Regions from separate parts of the Homo sapiens genome. Here region 2 is linked to region 1. Evidence: chromatin loops called from intact Hi-C (ENCODE). Cell type or tissue: heart right ventricle. All regions are shown on one strand. Links, peaks and the distances in the headings refer to the core of each region. The heading gives the core; the rest is flanking DNA. Region 1 has its middle 7.8 kb from the start of TAS1R2. Region 2 has its middle 31 kb from the start of PAX7.

What was found. A loop is a pair of places that touch in the nucleus more often than their neighbours do. Peaks named below come from ENCODE experiments on the same cell type or tissue, not always from the same donor. Only the 100,000 strongest peaks of a DNase experiment are listed, where the experiment ranks them.
Region 2: a loop joins it to region 1, with 4 times the contacts of the local background. A loop is called at or near these places in 73 of 110 quality-filtered maps.

What each region holds. Positions count from the first base shown.
Region 1 is chr1:18,864,815-18,870,182 of GRCh38, reverse strand. No RefSeq gene overlaps it. Among named protein-coding and RNA genes, the nearest start is that of TAS1R2, 7.8 kb to the right of the region's middle. In heart right ventricle, for the core only: no CTCF peak of the experiment used is centred there; no DNase peak of the experiment used is centred there; H3K27me3 peaks cover 2,606 bases.
Region 2 is chr1:18,596,993-18,602,360 of GRCh38, reverse strand. No RefSeq gene overlaps it. Among named protein-coding and RNA genes, the nearest start is that of PAX7, 31 kb to the left of the region's middle. RefSeq lists an enhancer at 2,609-3,138. In heart right ventricle, for the core only: CTCF peaks have their summits at 4,566 and 4,789 (motif pointing left); DNase peaks (open chromatin) are centred at 3,185 and 4,760; H3K27me3 peaks cover 3,713 bases.

The sequences.
Region 1 (5,368 bases), core at 271-5,270:
TGAGACGTAAACCCTGGTCTGTTGGGGAAGGATTCGTTCCTGGTACAGCCACAAGAAGGCACATATGACTGCTGTCTTGGAAAGACACGCTCAGCTGGCCAAACGATGACTGAGAGGAGCCACTGCAGCCAGTTAGCTTGAGCCCAGGTCTGTGGGCCCTAGCCCATGCAGGCCAGGTGACTTGTGGAGGGGTGGAAACATGTGACCTGGCCTGTTCCCACCTGCCCATGATGTAAAAGGGGCTGTTTTGTAAACCACACTGACACCTCCAGGGACAATAGGCAATACCCAGAGTGCCCCAGGCTGGAGCACAGAAGGGAAGGGTGGCAACTGCATTTATAGTCGTGGGACCAGCAGGCTGTGGATGTGTTTGAACCATTGGTGTGACTTGCTTAAGATCACACTGAGACAGAGTTGGCTAATTACTAAATGCTTTACCTACCTGGTCACTTAGAGCCTTGGCAGTGACCTTACCAGGTAACTGTGGCAGGACCCACAGAGGTCAGAGGTGGGATAACTAGCTCAAGCTCACGCAGCTGGTTAGGAGGAAGGCTCGGGCTTGCACCCGGGTCTGCAGCTGCCCACGGCCCACGCTCTTCGCCACCTGCTCCATTGGGCTCCTGACTTCCAAGCTCCTCCTCTCCTAATATTATTTTATCCAACCTTCCTCAACCTGTCACCTTTGCCTCCTTTTGGACTAGGGGTGACTCAAAGCTGTTGCTTACCCTGTTCTCTCTCCTCTACCTCGTCCCCTAGACTTGGGGCTGGTGGCTCTTGAGGGCCCAGTGCCTGCTCGGGGACCTGAGGCCTCTTTGCATGGTCACCACAATAAGTCCCTGTGTCTGCGGTGGCCCAAGGAGCCCCTTCATTTCCCTGCTGTGGCCAGGGCCAGGGCTTGGAGCGTGAACCATTTGACTGAGGCCGGATGTCCCTGCCACCACTGTCCCACGGGCCGCCAGTGGAGCATGCCCTCTAAGGAAATGAGGGGCCACCTGTGCTGGCTGCAGGCCACCAGGCTGACCCAGAGCTCCTGGCGGGGGGAGTCAGGGGAAGTGGCAGGAGGCAGACCCACCCTCTCCAGAGAGTCTTCATTTTCACTAGTTCGTCCCCGACCCATTCATCGTCTTACTTCCTGGGTGTTCTGTTTAGGGGCCAGATTAGTAAATAACAAGAGCCACCATTGTTTGAATGCAGGCTGTGTGCCAGGCATTGGGCTAAATGCTTCGGGCATCATGGCCTCGGATCCTCATGGAAGTCTCATAAAGTAGGTGCTGTTACTCCCATTTTACAAAGGAGGAAACTGACACCAATGGGTTAAGTAACTAACATGCCAGTAGGAAATGAACAAACTGGGTTTTAGTCCCACACCTCTGACTCCCAAGCCCCTGGCCATAACCACCACTGCACAGTGCCCTGGAGCTGGACAGGCGCTGGGCTCAGATCCCAACCTTAGCGTCTTGTTCCTGTGCCTTGACCTCCCAGCTTCAGACTCCTCCAGGAGCTGAGGACCAAATGAAATATTTAAAAACAAAACGCTGCATCCCATGGCCTGCCAGGGTGAGGTGCCCAATCAATGTGAACTTTTAATTTTCAACCTCAACACTTCTTCATCCTAGATATGTGTGTTCCCCAGGAAAGAGGAGAAGCCAGATTTAAATGAGCACCTATCAATAGGCCAATCGTTCCTACAAATTCTCTTGGACCACACCGGCCTGTGAGATAGTATTTTAGCACCATTTCACAGATGAGGACTGAGGCTTAAAGAGGTGAAGAGAGACCTGCTTAGTAAGGGACGGGGGCAAGAGAAGAACTTGTTTCTGATGAACATACCAGCAACCCCTTGTCATTGTCCCTCACAGGAATCCATCCTTCCGGGTGTTCTGTGCATGGGTGGGAGGAGGCACTGCTGCTGTCATGGCTCTGAACACAACCAGCCAGCCTTGTCCTGTGTCCGGGGGGCTGCCAGCCCCCCTGGATGACGGAGCAGGTACCACATGCCCCTCAGGCACCCAAGGTAAAGCAGAAGGCTGTTCCAGGCCTCTGCCATGCTTTCCCTCAGCCCTATGTGCCCAGGCAGTTGCCCTCATCCCCGAAGCATCTGGTCCATAGAGGTTGGAGGGAGCTGACGTTCAGTTGGGCACCTGCTCCAGGATGTGCATCGGGGCAGGCGTCGCTGGAGGGAGAGTGAGCCTCAGCGAGGGAAATGCCCGGAAGAGGCCACACAGCAAGTGGCAGAGCCAGAATTGGAACCCCAGTGAGTCAGATTAGAGTGTTAGTCGACAGCCATAGAGTCACAGACCCCAGCCTTTTACTAGGGCTAAAATTGAGGGTCCCGGCCAGGCGTGCTGGCTCACGCCTGTAACCCCAGCACTTTGGGAAGCTGAGGCGGGAGGATCACTTGAGGTCGAGAGTTCGAGACCAGCCTGGCCAACACGGTGAAACCCCGTGTCTACTAAAAATACAAAAATTAACCGGATGTGGTGGTGAGCACCTGTAATCCCAGCTACACAGGAGGCTGAGGCAGGAGAATCTCTTGAACCCGGGAGACAGAGGTTGCAGTGATCTGAGATTGTGCCATTGCACTCCAGCCGGGGTGACAGAGTAAGACTCCGTCTCAAAAATAAAAATTAAAAAAAATTGAGGGTCCCTTGCCAGTACCATGCCAGGCACAAAGCCATCGGCACTGGAGGGCATCATTTATTGGTGATCATTTACTAAGCAGGTGCTTGATATATTAACCTCATTTAATCACCATTTGAGGGTGCCTGTGGCCGTTTTACAGGTGGGGAAGCTTCGAGGAGTCAAAGCCTGCTTGTTGTCCCCTGTCCCTTGGGCCAGGCTGGGGCCTCAGGAGCCCCACAGAACAGGACCACTCCCTTGTCCTCATCCCAGCCCTTTATTTTCCATCAAGAGCTCCCTGAGCCTCTTCCTTCCCAGGCTGAACATCTTTTATTCCTTCAGCTACTCTCTGTGGGATGTAGTTTCTGGATCTTTGTCTACCTAGTGAGCTGCTCTGGTGATGCCAGGGAGTAGAGTCTGGAATCATCCTGAACTGGGATCCAGGCTGTGTGACATTGGCTGAATCACATCCCCTCTCTGGGCCTCAGTCTACTCTGCTGTCAAATGGGGACATAATGTTGATAGTACTCATCCCTTACAATTGTTAGGAGGACTGAATGGTCTGAAATGTGAAAACAGATTTTGTGCTGGGCCTGGTGGCCAGGAACAGGTCAGTCAACATGAGCCAGTACTGTTAAGGTCATGCACCCGTGTGAGGTCTGATCACAACATCACACGGCAGGACGATCACCTCTCTTGTTCTGGACAATCTGCTCCTTTGGCTATAACCTTAAATTTCACTTGGCTTACACGAATACAGTGGAAAGATTAAGAACTCTGGAGTGCAATGAAAGTGGATTCAGGCCGGGCGCGGTGGTTCTTGCCGTAATCCCAGTGCTTTGGGAGGCCGAGGAGGGAGATCACTTGAGGACAGGAATTTCAGACCAGCCTGGGCAACGTAGTGAGACCCGACTTCTACCAAAAAAAAAAAAAAAAAAAAAGAGAAGTTTAAAAATTAGCCAGGAATGCTGGCATGTGACTGTGCTCCCAGCTACTTGAGAGGCTGAGGCAAGAGATCTCTTGAGCCCGGAAGGTTGAAGCTACAGTGAGCCATGATCACGCCACTGCACTCCAGCTTGGGCAACAGAGCAAGAGAGCAAGATCTTTCTCTTAAAAAAAAAAAAGTCAATTCCCAGGGACTTTGGACAAGCCACTTAACCTCCTGAGCCCTGGTTTCTTCATCTGTACAATGGTGATACAAAATCCTTCACGGAGTTCTGGAGAGCAGATGCGGTGATGTTTGAAAGCATTGCAGAGGCTCCATAAAAGCTGCTTCCTTTCCTTTAGGCTTTAGTCATTATTACCCTTTTGGCTCTTATTGAGCTTGTGGTCATTTGAGACCTCCAGCTCTTTTTCTGGTTGAGAGGCAAACTGCTCACCGTCACTCAGCAAAGTTTGGTGAGGAGGCTTGAGTGGATCCCTGGGTGCGAAAGAGTATCCCAACCACAGCAGAGTCCCTTCCTGAGGTCTTAGCCGATCCCTGGCTTCCCAACTTTAGGAGCCCACACCACTCCACTCCTTGGACTTCTTGTTTCAGAGGGGTCGGATGAGGAGTGCCGATGAGGCTGGGCCCTCTGAGAACTGGCTTTGAGGCCTTCCCAGCAACCCTCCTCCGAGGTGCTTCTGAACCAAGTGGGTTGGCTTAGGAACTGCCCATCTCCCAGAACTTTCTTGGGGTGGCCCTGCATGCCCACCCTCTCCCCATCATAAGCCAGACTGGAGGTGGGTTTCTAGCGGCCCAGTTTTGTCCTGGAGTATGGAGTGCTGGTGAGAAAGAGGGAGAGAGAATGGTGGGTGGGGAAGGAGGAGACAGGAGTGAATGGAGAGATATGCAAGTAGAGAGACAGAGACAGATCAGAGGGTGGGGCAGGGGCAGCAGCTGATGTATCCCCCAGTCCCTAGGGTCAGGATCCTCTTGGGGGCTCCCCCTGTGCCCCATCCTCCATCCAACCGCAGGGCAGGGGGAGGAAGGACGTTCAGGGCAGTCCCTTCCAGCCGACATGCCCATTTCCTTTCCCTGCACCTCAGGGGAAGCAGATGCCAAGGCAAATGGGCAGCTCCTGGCTGGCTGTTTCCATGGCTCACCCCTCTCTCCTTCCCCCGTGGACTTTGCATAAGTCTGTCATGGCTGTTGGTCACCTTGGCAGCCACACAGGTATGAGCATGGGGACGGCAGGCCCTGGACCAGGCGGTGAGGGTGATGGCTGGGGCTGGCCTGCGCTGTGTCCAGCCACGCGGGGGCATGTGCTGTGTGTGTGGCACTGAAGGAGAATCCCAGTGACATTCCCAGGCATTCCCATAGCATTCCCAGGCATCTGTCCTCAGGGAAGCCAGTGCTCTGGATGGTGTCCGCTTGCCCCTCCTAGATAAACGTCAGGGCCTGAGGGGACCTTGCAGATCATCTCAGTCCAGAGTTCTCAGATGAGCCTCAAGGGCTGGCAATGCCCTGGATGTGGGTGCATGGCTGCATTTGTTGGGGGCGTGTTGGCATGCAGGGCTGTCGTCAGAATCTCAAAAGGATGCTCATCTCAAAACCATTAAGAAGCACTGAGTCCATTTTACAGATGGGAGGATGAGGCCCAGAGAATGGAAGTGACTTGTTCAAGGGCAGCATCGCAAGTTGGGGCAGAGCTGGACCAGGATTTTGGCTCTCTGTCCAGTGTGCCTTCAGATTTCGGTCTTCAGGGACATCATCTATCCATACTGGCAGCCCACTCTAAAAAAAGCTCTCCCTGTCAATGGGACCCCC
Region 2 (5,368 bases), core at 199-5,198, 270 kb after region 1:
TGTGGCCTTGGGCAACTGGCTTCATCTCTACCTCTCAGTTTCTTCGTTTGTGAAAGGGGATAGTAAAGCAGTCACCTTACCGTGTTGTCCACTTGTGTATTTCACAACAAGATCCTGAGCACCTACCACATGCCAGGCACTGTTCTTGGCCCTGGGCACATGGCAGTAAACGGAACAGACAGGATCACTGCCCACGGGGGCCCAGTGACCTGGGGGAGGCAGACCACACTCATAGTAACTGTAGCATTGCCAGGTGATGGGAGTCTCAGGGGGTTTGAGATGGTGGTGGGGATTGCAGTGGATCATCCACACGGGGCACCTCGTGTGAGGCTGTGTTTCATTTGCATCAGCATGGATTTTGACTAGCTGGGCACTACACTGGGACCTGGGGGCAGGAGACACATAGATCTGGGGCATGTGTGATACTTGGTCACAAGGCAGAAGTAGCATCTCCCAGTGGCAGGACCAGGGTGCCCTCCCACCCCTTACCCTCCACCCTGACCTTGGAGGAGGAGGGACATGAAGCCTTCACAGAGCCCAAAGCCTGGGTCCCGAGAGCGCTGGGCACAGGGCGTGGAGATGCTTCCACAGCTGTGGTCTCCTGGACCAGGGCTGCAGGGAAAGGAGGAATGGGCTCTCATTTCACAGATGTGGAAACTGAGGCCCAGAGGGGTGATGGAACTGGCTTGAGGTCACATGGTCAGGGCTCAATGGATTCCAAGAGCCGCTGGCTGCCCCAACACAGAGGCCTCCTTGGACAACCCCAGAGAGTTGGGATGTGCATTAGAGATGGCTGGACTTCAACGCTTTGTTGAACAAAATAATTGTATCCCAAGTTTCTGTTCCAATATTTGTTCACTGCAAGGCCCAGGATTCCAGGTGAGGATAGCGCTGGTTGGGAAGAAAGAGACACAGGCTCTAGATTTGGATCATCCCCATCTATCCCAGTCCTAAAGGGTGATGGAAACTGGGGAGTGGGGTGTGTCTCACTGAAGGCACCAGATTTAGCAAATAAAACTGCTCAGTTAAATGTGAATTTCAGATAAACTAGGAATATATTTTTAGTATATGTCTCAATTATTGTCCTGTATTTTTTTCTGGTAACTCTCGTCCTATGAGTGGAGCAGAAAGGATGCCCAGAGCTACAAAACCTTCTCTGGGTCTCAGTTTTTCTTGTCAGTACAAAAGAATCTTTTTATACAATAGAGATTTGGGGCAAGAGGTTTGGGGAGATGATCCAGAGGTTCCTTGTGGGAGGCGGCTGTTGTCTTCCGTTTATCCACCCCAAATTTCTTCCCATCTCAGTTCAGCCATTGGGTAGAGCAGGCATGTGCTGGGGCTGTGGGCTCAGACAGGCTTCCATCCATCTGACTCCTGCCTCGTCTGCTGCTTCTGAGCTGAGTCACCATCAGCAAATCACTTCTGCCCAAGTCTCATTTTTCTCATCGGTATAATGGGCATAGTTTAAAGGCCTAGCCCACAGGGTTGCAGGAAAGCTCAAACACAGTAGCAGGTAAGAGACATGCTTGCTTTTTTTTTTTTTTTTTTGTGAGACTGGGTTTTGTTCTTGTTGCCCAGGTTGGAGTGCAGTGGCGTGATCTCGGCTCACTGCAACCTCTGCCTCCCGGGTTCAAGCAATTCTCATGCCTCAGCCTCCCAAGTAGCTGGGATTACAGGCATGCGCCACCACGCCCGGCTAGTTTTGTATTTTTAGTAGAGTTTGGGTTTCACCATGTTGGCTAGGCTGTTCTTGAACTCCTGACCTCAGGTGATCTGCCCGCCTCAGCCTCCCAAGGTGCTGGGATTACAGGCGTGAGCCACCACGCCCAGCCATGCTTGCATTTTAACCAGTGCTGCTGGCTCTGAAAGGGCCTGCCAAGGTGAGGGGAGAGCTGCGAGCTGCGTCTCCTGGGACCTAGGGCGCCCCAGACTTCCAATCCAGTGCTCACTCAGCGCACCCTACTTGGGATTTCTTCCAAGGGGGAGGTAAGGATTGTTAAAAAATTGAAAGATCCCTTTGGGGACCACTACTCCACTCTTCTGCTTCTCTAGGAAAATATGGCCCAGAGACATCACGTGGGTACCCCAAGACCACACAGTGAGTTTATAGCTGAGCTGGGATCTGAAGCTAGGTTTGCTGAATCCCAGTCCGAGAGGTGTGCCCCTCTGTGATCTCAGGGCTTAAAGTTTAGTTAAAAAATTGTTTCTTTCTGGAGGCTAGAGCTCATTTTTTTTTTTTTTAATTTTGAGGCCAAAGTTCATTCCATCAGAGGTGTTGCAGTGTGGTGGGGAGGAGTCTTGCGGTGAGAAACAGGTAGATGCTGCTGCAGTGGAAACCGAGGAAGTGCGAGAATGTGCGTCCTCCACATGTCTGTCCTCGAAGCCTGTCCTGCTCCAACAAGGGGACCCCAAGAACAGCATTTAGTGGCGGCCTAGCACCTGAAGTCCTCGGATCCACCACCAGGTTTGCTGTGTGACCTTGGGGAAACGTCTTCCCCAGTCTGGGCTGTGGTTGGGAAGAATCCTTCTCCCTTGTTATTGAGGACCAGTGAGGCCATCAGTCTTCTCTGCCAGAGAAAGACGCTGGGGACATGCTCCCCTCAGCACCCAGGATTGGGAAAACTGCAAGAGGCAGAGGGAGTGGTGCCAGCCCACCTGCCTGTGTAGGAATCTTGGCTCCTTCTGTCCAGCTCTGTCTCCCCTGGCCCTTCTCTGTGGCTTCTGGTCTTCACTGCCCTGGTTGTACACGCCGCCCCCACCCCTCTCTCCCTGTCTTTTGTCTCTCTGTTTTTTTTTTTTTTTTTTTTTTACTCTCCCTTCCCTCTCCTTCTCTCCCTCCCTCTTCCCTCTCCCTGGCCACCTCCTTCTCCCCCTTCCCCTCCCCTTCTCTCTTTCCCTTTCACTGTTTATCCCGGATCCTCTTTTCCTGCAGGGACACTCTGGAAAGCCCTGGCTCCAAACCAGTGTGATTCTAATCTTCCCAGCAGACTGTCTAAAATGTAATTTACGAGCAAGGCTCTCCCGGCTTCTCCATCCTGCAGCCTGGGCAGGACTCCCAGCCAGTGAATGGGCTGGGGAGCGGGAGTGGGGCTGGGGCCAGCCTCGCTGGGTCATCTCCCATTCTGCTCTATCTGCCCATCAGCTGGGGGAACGGGCCCAAACCCGGGGAAGCTTTTCACTTGGAACCGACTTCAGTTCCGGGTTCATGGAAGGCAGTTGGCCCCGATGCAGCAACAGATTGCCGTTTGCTGTGGACTCTGCAAAACCTTGCGGCAGGAGAGACCTCTTGGAGGCCATGACATTAGGCCAGGACATTTGCGCATTCATTAACTCATGTTACTGTACACTTTCTATGCATCACACAGTCCTGGGAGCTGAGGTTGTAGTGCCGAGCACAGAGACCAGTTCCTGTTCTTTTGAAGCTAGCAGTTTGGTGGAAGGGACCGACATTAATCCCATAGTTACTTAAGAGAATGCTGGCGGGGCACGGTGGCTCATGTCTGTAATCCCAGCATTTTGGGAGGCCTAGGCAGGAGGATCTCTTGAGGCCAGGAGTTTGAGACCAGCCTGGGCAACCTATTGCGACCCTCATCTCTAAGAAAATTAAAATTAACCAGGCATGGTGGCAAATGCCTGTAGTCCCAGCTACTAGGGAGGCTGAAGTGGGAGGATCGATTTAGCCCAGGAGGTCAAGGCTACAGTGAGCTATGTTTGTGCTCAGCCTGGGCGACACAGTAAGACTCTGTCTCAAAACAACAACATAAAACCAAAGAATGTTAAACAGATTTCCTTTAGTTCTGTGCTGAAGGAGAGGAATAGGATGCTTTATAATATGGGGGTTGACTAGGTCTGTTGGGGGAGGCACAAAGGAAGCCACCCCCACTTTTTTGCATGATAATGAATAATGACACCATTAGTGGCGTGTTTATACAGAGAGGCGGTGACAAATATAATTCCTCCTTTGCTGCCACTTTTGACTTTATGTGTGTTGAATTTAGATACCCCTCCATCAACTGATGTGAGCGGCTCCTGGAGGGTCCTTAAAGGGTCCCAAACTATGAGCGCTGCTCTCGACCTGTACACCAGACACAGGTAAAGGGACTTCTCACTCCCCCCACTTCCAAACTATGAGCGCTGCTCTCGATCTGTATGTACACCAGACACAGGTAAAGGGACTTCTCACTCCCCCCACCTCCAAACTATGAGCGCTGCTCTCGACCTGTACACCAGACACAGGTAAAGGGACTTCTCACTCCCCCCACCTCCAAACTATGAGCGCTGCTCTCGACCTGTACACCAGACACAGGTAAAGGGACTTCTCACTCCCCCCACTTCCAAACTATGAGCGCTGCTCTCGATCTGTACACCAGACACAGGTAAAGGGACTTCTCACTCCCCCCACCTCCACTGTCTGCCCTGCCACTGGGCCCAATTCTGGAAGGGGTGAACAGCTCGGAAGAAGGCCGGGCTCGGCAGCCACGGTGCTCTCTCTGGGCCTCTGTTCTCACTGCAAAGTGGACTAACAGGCCTCCATGGACCAGCTCACAGTATTTGCTGTAAGGGTCACATGAAGCGATTGATGTGAAAAGTATTTATTGTCTTGGAAATTCCTGAATTCACCACCATATTCCTCACTGCCATCCTCATCCATGAAAGCGAGGGGGCTGAGGGAGGTTTTGAGACTTCCCATGAAGCCCCTTCTTTCTGGGATTTCAACACACCCAACTCCGTGGAGCGCGTGGCCGCCTTCTCAGCGGAGCAATGCTGTCACCTAGTGGCCACTCCGCACCCTTCTCCTTGGAATCAGGAGCTGACCCGGAGCACCTGCCCTTGGGAGCTGTCCCCAGGTACCCCTCCACACCTGCAAAGCTACCGGTGGTCAGGGCTTCCGTGTCTGGTCATGAGAGAGCAAATATTGCAGTGGAGAAGAGGGGCTGAGGAGGCAGGGTCCCTGCTCTTATGAAGGGCAGCTTGTCCTTGGGCCCCCTAGCTCCTCCTGCCATTGGACTTGGCTTGGCAGATATTCCATCAGAGCAGGCGAGGGCAGGAGGCCTGGGTTTCCAGACCCTCATCTGCAGGGTGCCTGTCAGTGTTGAAGTCAAGAAGCTCCTTCGTGTGAGCCTCACCCTGTTTCTACCTCGTGTCTTCCTGTAGTTTATTCTCTACCTGGCTTCTAGAGTGATCCCTTTAAAAGCAAGTCAGATGATGTCATGCCGCTGCTCAAACCCTGCAGTTATTCCCACTCAGAGTAAAACCAAAGACAGCAAGACAGGATCGGGGCCTGTGGGTAACCTTCCCTGCCCTTGTTTATCTTTTTAGTTTTTGTTTTCAATATTTATTTATTCACTTATTTATTTTTTATTTTTTG